Linked DNA regions of Homo sapiens: region 1 is linked to region 2. Evidence: read pairs that join two places in POLR2A ChIA-PET (ENCODE). Cell type or tissue: PC-9. All regions are shown on one strand.

The links. ChIA-PET counts read pairs that join two places held together with the same protein. Peaks named below come from ENCODE experiments on the same cell type or tissue, not always from the same donor. Only the 100,000 strongest peaks of a DNase experiment are listed, where the experiment ranks them.
Region 1: POLR2A ChIA-PET joins it to region 2 with 11 read pairs; 7 of 35 experiments call an interaction of 5 or more read pairs at or near these places.

The regions. Positions count from the first base shown.
Region 1 is chr3:48,928,567-48,933,566 of GRCh38, forward strand. The region is part of intron 3 of ARIH2 (ariadne RBR E3 ubiquitin protein ligase 2); the gene reads left to right. Among named protein-coding and RNA genes, the nearest start is that of ARIH2OS, 12 kb to the left of the region's middle. In PC-9, a CTCF peak has its summit at 4,556; no DNase peak of the experiment used is centred here; H3K27ac peaks cover 396 bases.
Region 2 is chr3:48,995,930-49,000,929 of GRCh38, forward strand. The region is part of intron 2 of P4HTM (prolyl 4-hydroxylase, transmembrane); the gene reads left to right. LOC124906235 (a long non-coding RNA gene) reads left to right here and starts at 656. Exons shown (of 2, transcript XR_007095904.1): 1 at 656-2,743; 2 at 2,987-3,854. In PC-9, no CTCF peak of the experiment used is centred here; no DNase peak of the experiment used is centred here.

The DNA.
Region 1 (5,000 bases), 67 kb before region 2:
TTTCATGAATTGTTACTTGGATTTTGTTTCTGATTAAATTGGAGGTCAAAAGGGCACCTTGGCATGATGTCAACCAAATAAATTTTATTGGAACTTAAACAGAAATAACTAAGGTGTGCCTTGTATGATTTCTATAAAATTTGCTTTATCTACTAGTTTAGGGATTTTTTTTTTTTTCCCCAGATGGTTGGCAAAGGCTAATACCTTGAATTTAGATACTCAGGTCTTTATTAGCAACTGGCTGGAAGCTGAAAGCTAAGTTGTTTTTTTTTTTGTGTGACTAATTTCTAGAAGTGATTGTAGACTTCCTGTCTTGTGCTGAGCAGAAAACTCTGAAGAATGAGGACCTATGGATCCTCTGGGTTTGGGATTTCTGCACTATGGCTATAACAAAGCTGCTGGACCCCTGCCTCCAGAGGGCATTTCCCTGGTAGAAAACAATAATCGGGTTTCTCTTCCTCACCATGCACACCTCTCCCTTGTTGATCAATAGTTTTCTTTTGCTTTAGTCATACTGTCAGGTTATATACAATGTTGGTATTTAAAATAAGAAAAGGATATGTTCATAATGTTAGGTTAGAAAAAATAATATTAGGAATTATGTAGTGTGTAACCATGCTCTGGACAGTGTCAGTTGACCAAGTTCATGAGGATGTTCCTGTCTATACACAAGAATTCTCAGATTGTCAAGCCTCTGTGCTGGCTTTTTCTGCCCTGCTAGAGACAGCTGAGGGGCCCAAGCACCTGTCCGTCCGTCCGTCCGTCCTTCCTTCCTTCCTTTTTTTTTTTGTTTTTTAATTGTGGTAAAATATATGTAACATAAAATTTACTGTTTTACATTCTTCCTTCTTATACATGGTCAGCCTCCTGGAAAGCTTTCCCTTCGCCGCCTCATCTCTTACTGCCCTTAGGAGTCCTCAGAGTCTAGCTCATGCTTTCTCTGAGTGAGTTTCCTTGAGAGACCCTAGAGCACAGTGGCCATGCCTTCTTTGGTCTGTGTCCAAAGAATACAGCTCGTTTATTTTTTTAGGTTATGTACTGCAGTCTTCTGACTGCTTTATGTTTTACCTGTTCACACATTTTGGCATGATCTCTCCAACTAGATTGTCAGTTCTTGGAGAGCAATAACTGTCTTGTACCTTATCTCCTCCATCATTCTTGTCACACTATTTCATCTACAGTAGGTATTGAATAATTGCTTGGATACTTGTGGATTTTGTTGATTGTTGGTGATAGTAGCAGCTGCTGCTGTGGGTGTGAGCTAGATTTCCTAGTCCCTGATACATTTTGTTTCCTGTTGGAAATGAAATGAAAGGGCATTGTTCTGGCCTTTAAGACTGAGAAGAGTAAGAGCAAAAAGAACTTGTAGCAGAGATGAGGGAATAAATAAGAGAAGGAAGAGAGTTGAAACAGTATGAAAGGGTTAAAGAGAAAATGGAGCAAAGAGGAAAATAATCCACAAAAATTTAGATGTTGAGAGTTTATTTTTTCCCTTCTGCACTTCACTGAGAAATATGTTAACACCATTTACTTTCTGGGGCTGGGCAAAAAAAGGTTGTGGCTCTTTTGGTTGGGTTGACTGTACCTAAAGGGACTCTGGTGTTTTAAGTGATTCAGAAACTTGACCAAAGAGACTGGACAGAAAAGCAGCTTGCTTAAGAGTAAAGGAGAAGGAATCATATACAAAGTTTTTTCTTTGAGGCAAGATACAAGCTAGCATTGTTTTTATTTACTTATATTTTTAAAATTATATTTTAAATACAAAAATTAGCTGAGCGTGCTAGCATGTTCCTGTAGTCCCAGCTACTCAGGAGGCTGAGGTGGGAGGATCACTTGGGCCTGGGAGCGGAGGTTGCAGTGAGCTGAGATTGCCCCCACTATACTCCAGCTTGGGCTACAGAGCAAGACCTTATCTCAAAACAACAAAAATTTTTTTTTTGGTAGAGATGGGGTCTTGCTATGTTGCCTAGGTCTTAAACTCCTGGCCTCAAGCCATCTTCCCACCTCAGCCTCCCAAATTCCTCTACAAGCATGAGCTACCACTCCTGGCCTGTTTTTATTTTTGTAATTAATATTTTTTGAGGATGAGAGGGAATAATTTAAGTGCTTAGTTTACCCAATGGTGTTCCGGCTACTCTGGTTGTCTTGTTGCACATGTCTCTGAAAGTGTGATTGATAGTGATAGTCACCCAGATCACTACTGATATCCCATTGGTCGTAGTGCTGATTGCACAATTCTGTGGCATATTGAAACATTTAATTTTTTAATGTAATTTAAGTTCTGTGGCTTGTAGAAAATGTTGTGTGTATGTAATTGAAAATTATAGCCTTACGAATTCTAGTCTATGAGTAAAAACTATCCAAGTTTGAGGAGTGGCTTAAATTTTTCACTTGATTCTCATGTCTGTGTACTCATTTTGTTGTGTCCAGGCAGTTGCATGTGGATTATTTATAGTATAGCATAAAATTAAGCCTTTTACTGCCATTTGGGATTTGAAGTCTCTTTTTAAAAATTATTATTTAAAAAAAAATTTTTTTAGAGATGAGCTCTTGCCCTGTCTCACAACTGGAGTGCAGTAGCATGATCATAGCTCACTGTACCCTCAAACTCCTGGGTTCCAAGCTATCCTCCCATCTCAGCCTCCCAAGTAGCTGGGGCTACAGGTGCGTGCAACTAATTAAACAAAAATTTATTTTGGCCAGGCGCAGTGGCTCACGCCTGTAATCCCAGCACTATGGGAGGCCGAGGCGGGTGGATCACGAGGTCAGGAGATCAAGATCATCCTGGCTAACACGGTGAAACCCCATCTCTACTAAAAATACAAACAAAAAATTAGTCGGGTGTGGTGACACATGCCTGTGGTCCCAGCTACTCAGGAGGCTGAGGCAGGAGAATGGGTGTGAACCCGCGGGCAGAGGTTGCAGTGAGATGAGATCGCACCACTGCACTCCAGCCTGGGCAACAGAGTGAGACTCTGTCTCAAAAAAAAAAAAGAGAAAAAATTTTTAAGTGGACTCAAAAAGCTGCAAAAAAAATTTTTTTTTAAGATACAGAATCTCACTATGTTGCCCAGGCTGATCTCAAACTCCTGGCCTCAAGTGATCCTCCTGCCTCAGCCTCCTGAGTTAGCTGAGTAAAGTGTCTTAAGTAGAAAAATCACAATTTTCAGCCGGGTGCGGTGGCTCACGCCTGTAATCCGAGTACTTTGGGAGGCCAAGGCAGGTGGATCACGAGGTCAGGAGAGCCCTGGCTAACACAGTGAAAAACCTGTCTTTACTAAAAATACAAAAAATTAGCCAGGCGTGGTGGTGGGCACCTGTAGTCCCAGCTACTCAGGAGGCTGAGGCAGGAGAATGGCGTGAACCCAGGAGGCGGAGCTTGCAGTGAGCTGAGATCGTGTCACTGTACTCCAGCCTGGGTGACAGAGCAAGACTCTGTCTAAAAAAGAAAAAGAAAAATCACAATTGTCTGGGACACTGGGCTTTTAGTTTAATGAGGGCCCTGATGTCAGAGGGTAACTTCCTGTATATGTTCTGGGACCAGTCTATGAGTAAAGTCATTATTGAGAGAGGAAGGTGCCCAGAAAATCAGATCAAGGGCTCAAGATAGAGAACAGAGAAAATGCTTATCTGTTAGTGTGGTGGGGAAGCTGCTGGCATTCAAATAGTGGCAAAACAGAAGCATTATTTGAGAATGAACTATCCTACACAAATCACAAATGGAATAGTCAAATGAGATGAAATGATTGCCAAGTGAGGTGTTGTGTTGTAGGAGGAGGGGATCTCTGGGGAATAAGTAATTTTAGTGATCATGTATGAGTCTTTAAAGAAAACAAAGTTACCTTTTTCTACAGTGTATTTTTATATGAGACTTATACAAAGATTATTTTGTCTTTATAGATGAAAGAGGTCCTTCTTGTAACCATAAGCATTTTTATTACAAAATGTGCAGTAGTTAGCCAATAATTTTTTTCAGTTATTCAGTGAGTCCTTTTAATTACCATTCCATGGAACTCTTGAGATATTTGCTGACAAGCTGCTCAGGAAGAGGCTCAGCCAGAGCCCCAGACAAAGCCCAGGCAGGATCATGACTGTGGAGCTGGCTTTGGTTTGTGATGGGTCAAGAGTCTTTTTCTCCTAGTGCCCTCATCTTAGCATCATGTTAGGGGTGTGGGCAGGAGAAGTGAATGTTGTTCAGGGACCCACCCCATTGCTTCAGGAGGGGAAAGAAATAGGCCACTTTGAGCTAGATCTAGTCCAGGAGGTGTAGTGAGCTACCTGAGCTTTGTGTTGAGGCCAGAGGACCTTGAAGGTGGTGTAGAAGGGCAATGCAGGTTATAGAAGTCCTGGCTCCACAGGGCAATGGGCATGGGAGTGGGAGGGTTATCTTCTGGGCTGGAATGAGGGTCAAAGATGTATAGGTAGAAAGGAATATTATGATTGTAGCCTCAAGCATCTTTGCTGTTGGTGGAAAGGAATAGGTTTTGTAAACTATAGGAATAGGTTTTTAATAGGATTTTTTGTTTTTGAGACAGCGCCTCACTCTGGCACTCAGGTTGGAGTGCAGTGGCACGATGTTGGCTAACTGCAGCCTCCAACTCCCAGGCTCAAACAATCCTACTTCAGCCTCCCAAATAGCTGGGACCACAGGTGCGCACCACATGCCCGGGTGTGTGTGTGTGTGTGTGTGTGTGTGTGTGTGTGTGTGTGTGTGTGTGTGTGATCACAGGTGCGCACCACATGCCCGGGGGTGTGTGTGTGTGTGTGTGTGTTTTTGGTAGAGACGGGGTTTTGCCATGTTACCCAGGCTGGTCTCAAACTCCAGAGTTCAGACAATCCACCCACTTCAGCCTCCCAAAGTGCTGGGGTTACAGGCGTGAGCCACCACACTGAGCCTAGGATTTTAAATAGGTATTTAAATAGATTTTTAAAACTTATTCAGCACATGTGTGGCATAGTGAAGTATATTGCTCACTTTTTTTTTTTTTTTTTTTTTTAGT
Region 2 (5,000 bases):
CAGCCCAGTCCAGCATCTGCCTGCTGGCTTAGAGCATCCTCCACGTATCCTTCTGACTTGGCACCCTCTTCAAAGGCAGCAGGGGGTACTACCAGTGGCCAGCAAGAGTTTTAATCCATTTTTCTTAACAATTTGAGGTAAATGAGTAATTGCCACCAGTATACAAAACAATTTATTTTAAAATCATGACTGCTTTATCTTAGGATTTCTAAATGTATTCTTTTTCAGCTTAAGAAAACAATTAGGCAGCTACATCAGACCATAGTCCTCCTCATGACAAACACTGGAGGCCCAAAAGTAGAGAAACAATTTTAGTGTGCGTATCAGTTCAAGGTTGTTGTTTTGTTTTGTTTTGTTTTTTGAGACGGAATCTCGCTCTATGGCCAGGCTGGAGTGCAGTGTGGTGCGATCTTGGCCCACTGCAACCTCCGCCTCCCGGGTTCAAGCAATTCTCCTGCCTCAGCCTCCCATGTAGCTGGGACTACAGGTGCGTACCATCTCGACTCACTGCAACCTCCGCTTCCTGGGTTCAAGTGATTCTCCTGCCTTAGCGTTCCGAATAGCTGGAAATACAGGCACCCGCCACCACGCCCAGCTAATTTTTGTATTTTTAGTAGAGATGGGGTTTCACCATGTTGGCTAGGATGGTCTCAATCTCTTGACCTCGTGATCCGCCTGCCTCAGCCTCCCGAAGTGCTGGGATTACAGGTGTGAGCCACTGCGCCTGGCTAGTTCGAGTTTTTAAGGAATTTAGCTCAGGCTGCTGCATTGCCACACACACCCCTGCTCTTTCATAGGCCTGCTGCTTGGCAAAGCTACGGACCGGTAAAGGTTAATCAGGTATAATTAAGTCTGTCCGGGGTTCGACAAACAGCATCTTGTCCAAGGTGAGCATAGCCCAAGGCTATGTGCCTGCCCGGAGACTCAGCTTGGGGTTCCGAGGCATGTGGGCAGTAGTAGCAGGCCACTAGCCAGGCTGTCATCCTAGGCCTGGGAAGGACAGAAGGTGGTTTTCCCTACCCAGCATAGACAGCTGCCTGGGAGCCTGTCTGTCCTCTTGGCCAGACAGAGGACTACCTGCTCAAAAAGCAGTTCCTAGCTGTGTCCATGGAAAGTGTACTTCCACCCTGTTTGAGACTTGTGCCTCTCTGGATTCTGGTTTGTAAATCTCCTTGGGGGGCGGCAGAAAGAGGGTTGTATGTGTTTCCATGGAAGCACACACAATTTGCATGGCCACTGCAGAGGCCATGGCTACAAAGTCCCAGGCTCTCCCTGGCGGGGTTAGCCCCTATTCTTGGCACTGGTGAGGGTGCCAATGGCGCACAGCCAGTCGAAAATTTTGGTGGCCCTGGCTCCAGGCATAGGCCGTGGTTACCAACAGCCAGCAGGCCTCCATCTTCCCACTCAACACATAGGTCCCTGTGTGCCTTCCTCGAAAAAGATTGTACACACATGTGACATCCAGCTGCAGCCAGCGTTGCAGGGTGGGCTCCAGCTCTGCAGGGGGCAGTGGTCCTGTCTTCAGCACCTCTAGTCTGGAGTACAGGTTGCAGTCCCAGGGGCCAGAGGAAGTACTGTTGGTCCTGGAGAACCTGACCTTCACTGCTGAGTGGGAACAGAGGGGCCGGTGAGGAGATGGGCCTCTAGGAGTCCTCCCTAAACCCCCAAGAGTGTTTAGTCCATCAGTCCCCTCCACCTAGTAGACTAAACCCTTTTGTCTGATGCTCTGCCCTTAGAATCAGTCTGCCACCTTCCTTAGCAGAATTTTTGGTTTCATTTTGTTGTTTTAGCAATGTCCTATGCTTGTAAAGGAATTTTTTCTTTTTGTTCCAACCAGGCATAGCATTTGGATATTCCCTCTTACACTGCCTCAGCCCCGAGCCAGGAGCTGCAATGGAGGCACTTGGAAGGGGTGTGTAAAGCTACAGGCCCAGGACTCATCAAAGTCACTGGTGCAGAGAGTGTCCAGAACCTCCTTGGAGGAGCCTGCATCCTGCAACTCGCAGTCCCTGCAGCTGGCATGCAGCGCTGGGAAGAGGGGCAAGGCGAGGCACTGGCCAGTGTGGTTGGGGGTGGAGTGAGGAGGGGGTGGAGGGGGCTGATCCCTCCACTTTTCCCCCTTTTTTACCCTTTTTGAGACGGATGCCTGCTGTAGGTGACATTGAGTACAGTTTACCTGATCCCTGTATGATTTGAATGATTTGAAAGGGGTGGGGCCGAGCAAGGTGGAGACCAGCCATGTGCAGACTCACATGGGCGGTCCAGGCGGGAGCCGTTGTTGGCCACAGCAGTGATACAGAGATCATGGCCCAAGGGGAAGCGTCCACAATGCAGGATGGCTGGCCAGGGGTAGCTGTAGCAGGCCATGATGGGCTCGCAGCTGGCCTGCATGGCCTCGCACAGGCTGTAGGAGGGGTAGATGACCCTTTGGGGGAAAGGGTCGGGGGCTGCACCGCCACAGGCTGAGCACCCAGATCAGCTGGAACCTCTCCATGTTCCTACCCCTGTCTCGTGGCCTGGAACTCTCTGGTTGCTGGGCAACGACACTGGTCGCCTAGCAACAGCCCCGTAGCCTGGCTTTCCCACTTGCCCCACATCTCAGCCCTCAGCTCTGCCTCTTCACTCCCGCCCTCCCACTCAGGTGCCTTGCCAGCTTTCCAGTGCACCTCTCCCTCCGGCTCTGTGGACATCCATTGTCTGCAAGAGGTGGCCTGCACCTTGGGCCTTTACTCTCCATCTTAAAGTGAGGAAACAGGGCCCTCCCTCTTGTCCTGAAAGGCCTTCGGGGCACCGCAGCCAGGGCTGGGGTTGGCAAACAGTTCAAGGGCTTGATCCTGAGTTCTGCTGACATGGCCACCCAGAGGCTCTTGGGAGAAACCATTGTTCACAGGATAGGTTAGGCTGGGGAAGAGGAAACAGCCTTGGGATCTCTGGACTCTCTGGGAGAAAAGGCCACCAGAAGGGCCTCTGCTCCATCTCTTGCCAGGGTCTCTTTGGACAGACATAGCTTCCACGCCTCATTGGAGAGGAGGTTCCAGCCCGCCTGCCCCCAACCCCCAGCCTGAAGCGACTTGTCCACCTGCCCTATCTTGACATTCAAGAGCCCTTGACCACCATTGATGGTCTCCTGCCTAAGGGCACCTGGTTCCCTCTGTCTGGAACACTCTAACAAAACGATCCATTTTCCTCTCTGTGCCTGTCAGCGCCCAGCCCTGATAGGTGCTCAGGTGCTCAGCAAGGATTACTGAAGACCTGAGCCACCAGAGCAGGGCCCTGAGGGAGCCCTCCAGGGCCCTGCACCTGGAAGCCCCTGTCCTACCTGTCAAGGCATACAGGGGTAAATAGCAGAGGAAGAGGCGGGCATCGGGGTGGCACTCCCAGGCAAGCAGGAGCAGCCAGCTGACCAACTGCTGGATGGCCTCAGCTGCTGTGATGTGGTCCAGCAAGTTGGGCAGACGCATCTGTGTAGCCAATGTCGTGGCATAGGGCCATGGCTTGGGGAATGGGCATGCACCTCATGCAGCCCCAGGGAGCCCCTGACCCTGCTGTCATCCCACAGCATCACCAGTGTCACCAGCAGCCACAGCCCCTGCTCCATCACTGCCTTCTGTGCCTTGGCCTTAATGAACTGAGGTTGAGGGTTTTATAGGGCTGTTCCTGCACCCAGGGAGCCAACAGAGGAGATCCTGCAGGGGTTTGCACAGCTCCGAGGTGCCCGGACCCACCTGGTGAGGCCCCAACATGCTGACTGGGCTGTTTGTTTTTGATTAGCACACAGCAGGGGACTGTAGAGGCTGGAGGCACCTCCACTGGGCTTGCAGATTACTGGCACCTAATAAACTGAAGAAACCTGGGCCTGTGTTTTCTTTTCTTTTTCTGGCTTCCTTTTTCTTTCTTTTTAAATTTTGTGTGTTAAGCAATCAAGAGGTGACTCTGTTGATTTGCAATTTGATCTAATCCATTGTTCCACAGGGCTGTCTCCCCTTGGATCACACCCTTTCTGGGTTTGCTGGGGTCACGGGATCATGCAGGCCAAGAGTGGGGGCCTTTGTCCTATCCTCAGTGTTATCACATCAGGGTCACCTGCTCCTAGTAGCTGAATCTGGTCATGAGCATGGTTTCTGGAACACAGCAGGCTGGGTGGCCAGTGGCAAGGCACTGATTTCTCTGTGCTTGGGTTTCCTCTTAGATAGGAAGGTTGAATTAATGGGGCCTGGCCTCCTAGGGTAAGTATAAGGATTAAGGAGTTGATGTGTATGAAGTGCTTAGGACAGTGCCTTGGGCAGAGTCTGTGCTACCTAAGTATTTTCTGCTGTAATTACTATTAAAAACCACTCCAGGCCAGGTGTGGTGGCATATGCTTATAATCCCAGCACTTTTGAGCCCGAGGTGGAAGGATAGCTTGAACCCAGGAAATTGAGACCAGCCTGGGCAATATAGGGAGACTCCATCTCTACAAAAAATAAAAAAATAAAAAAAGCTCCAACCCTGGTGCTGAGTGACCATTTTCCTTCCTCTTGGCAATGACTGGAACTTTGTGCTGGAAGTGTAACTGAGAGAAGCGGCAGGCCACTCCGCAGGTAGCAGTGCTGCCCTTCCTCCAGTCAGCTCCTCTGCGTGCTTCTTGTCCTCCAGTGAAGACCGCTCTCCCAGGAACAAGGGAAGGAAGCAGGGCCCATGCTCCTGCTCTGGAAGTGTCTGGGGCTACCAGAATGTGGGCTCCCTAGATGTGAGGCTCAGGTTCTAGCTCCACCAAGCCACCTACCAGCTGTGCCTGGTGTGCAGGCAGCCAGCCACTGAAGCCAAGCCCCAGGCCTGACTGATCTTTACTCAGGGGTGTAGAGGCATAGAGTAGGCACTAAGTGAACATTTGTACCAGGGAAGGAATCAAGGAAGCAAAGGACACCTGGGACATCTTTTCAGAGACCAGTATCTGCCCAAAACCTGAGTAACCCTCACTGATCTTCCAGCACTGGGCAACTCAGCCCTGGTCAGATGGC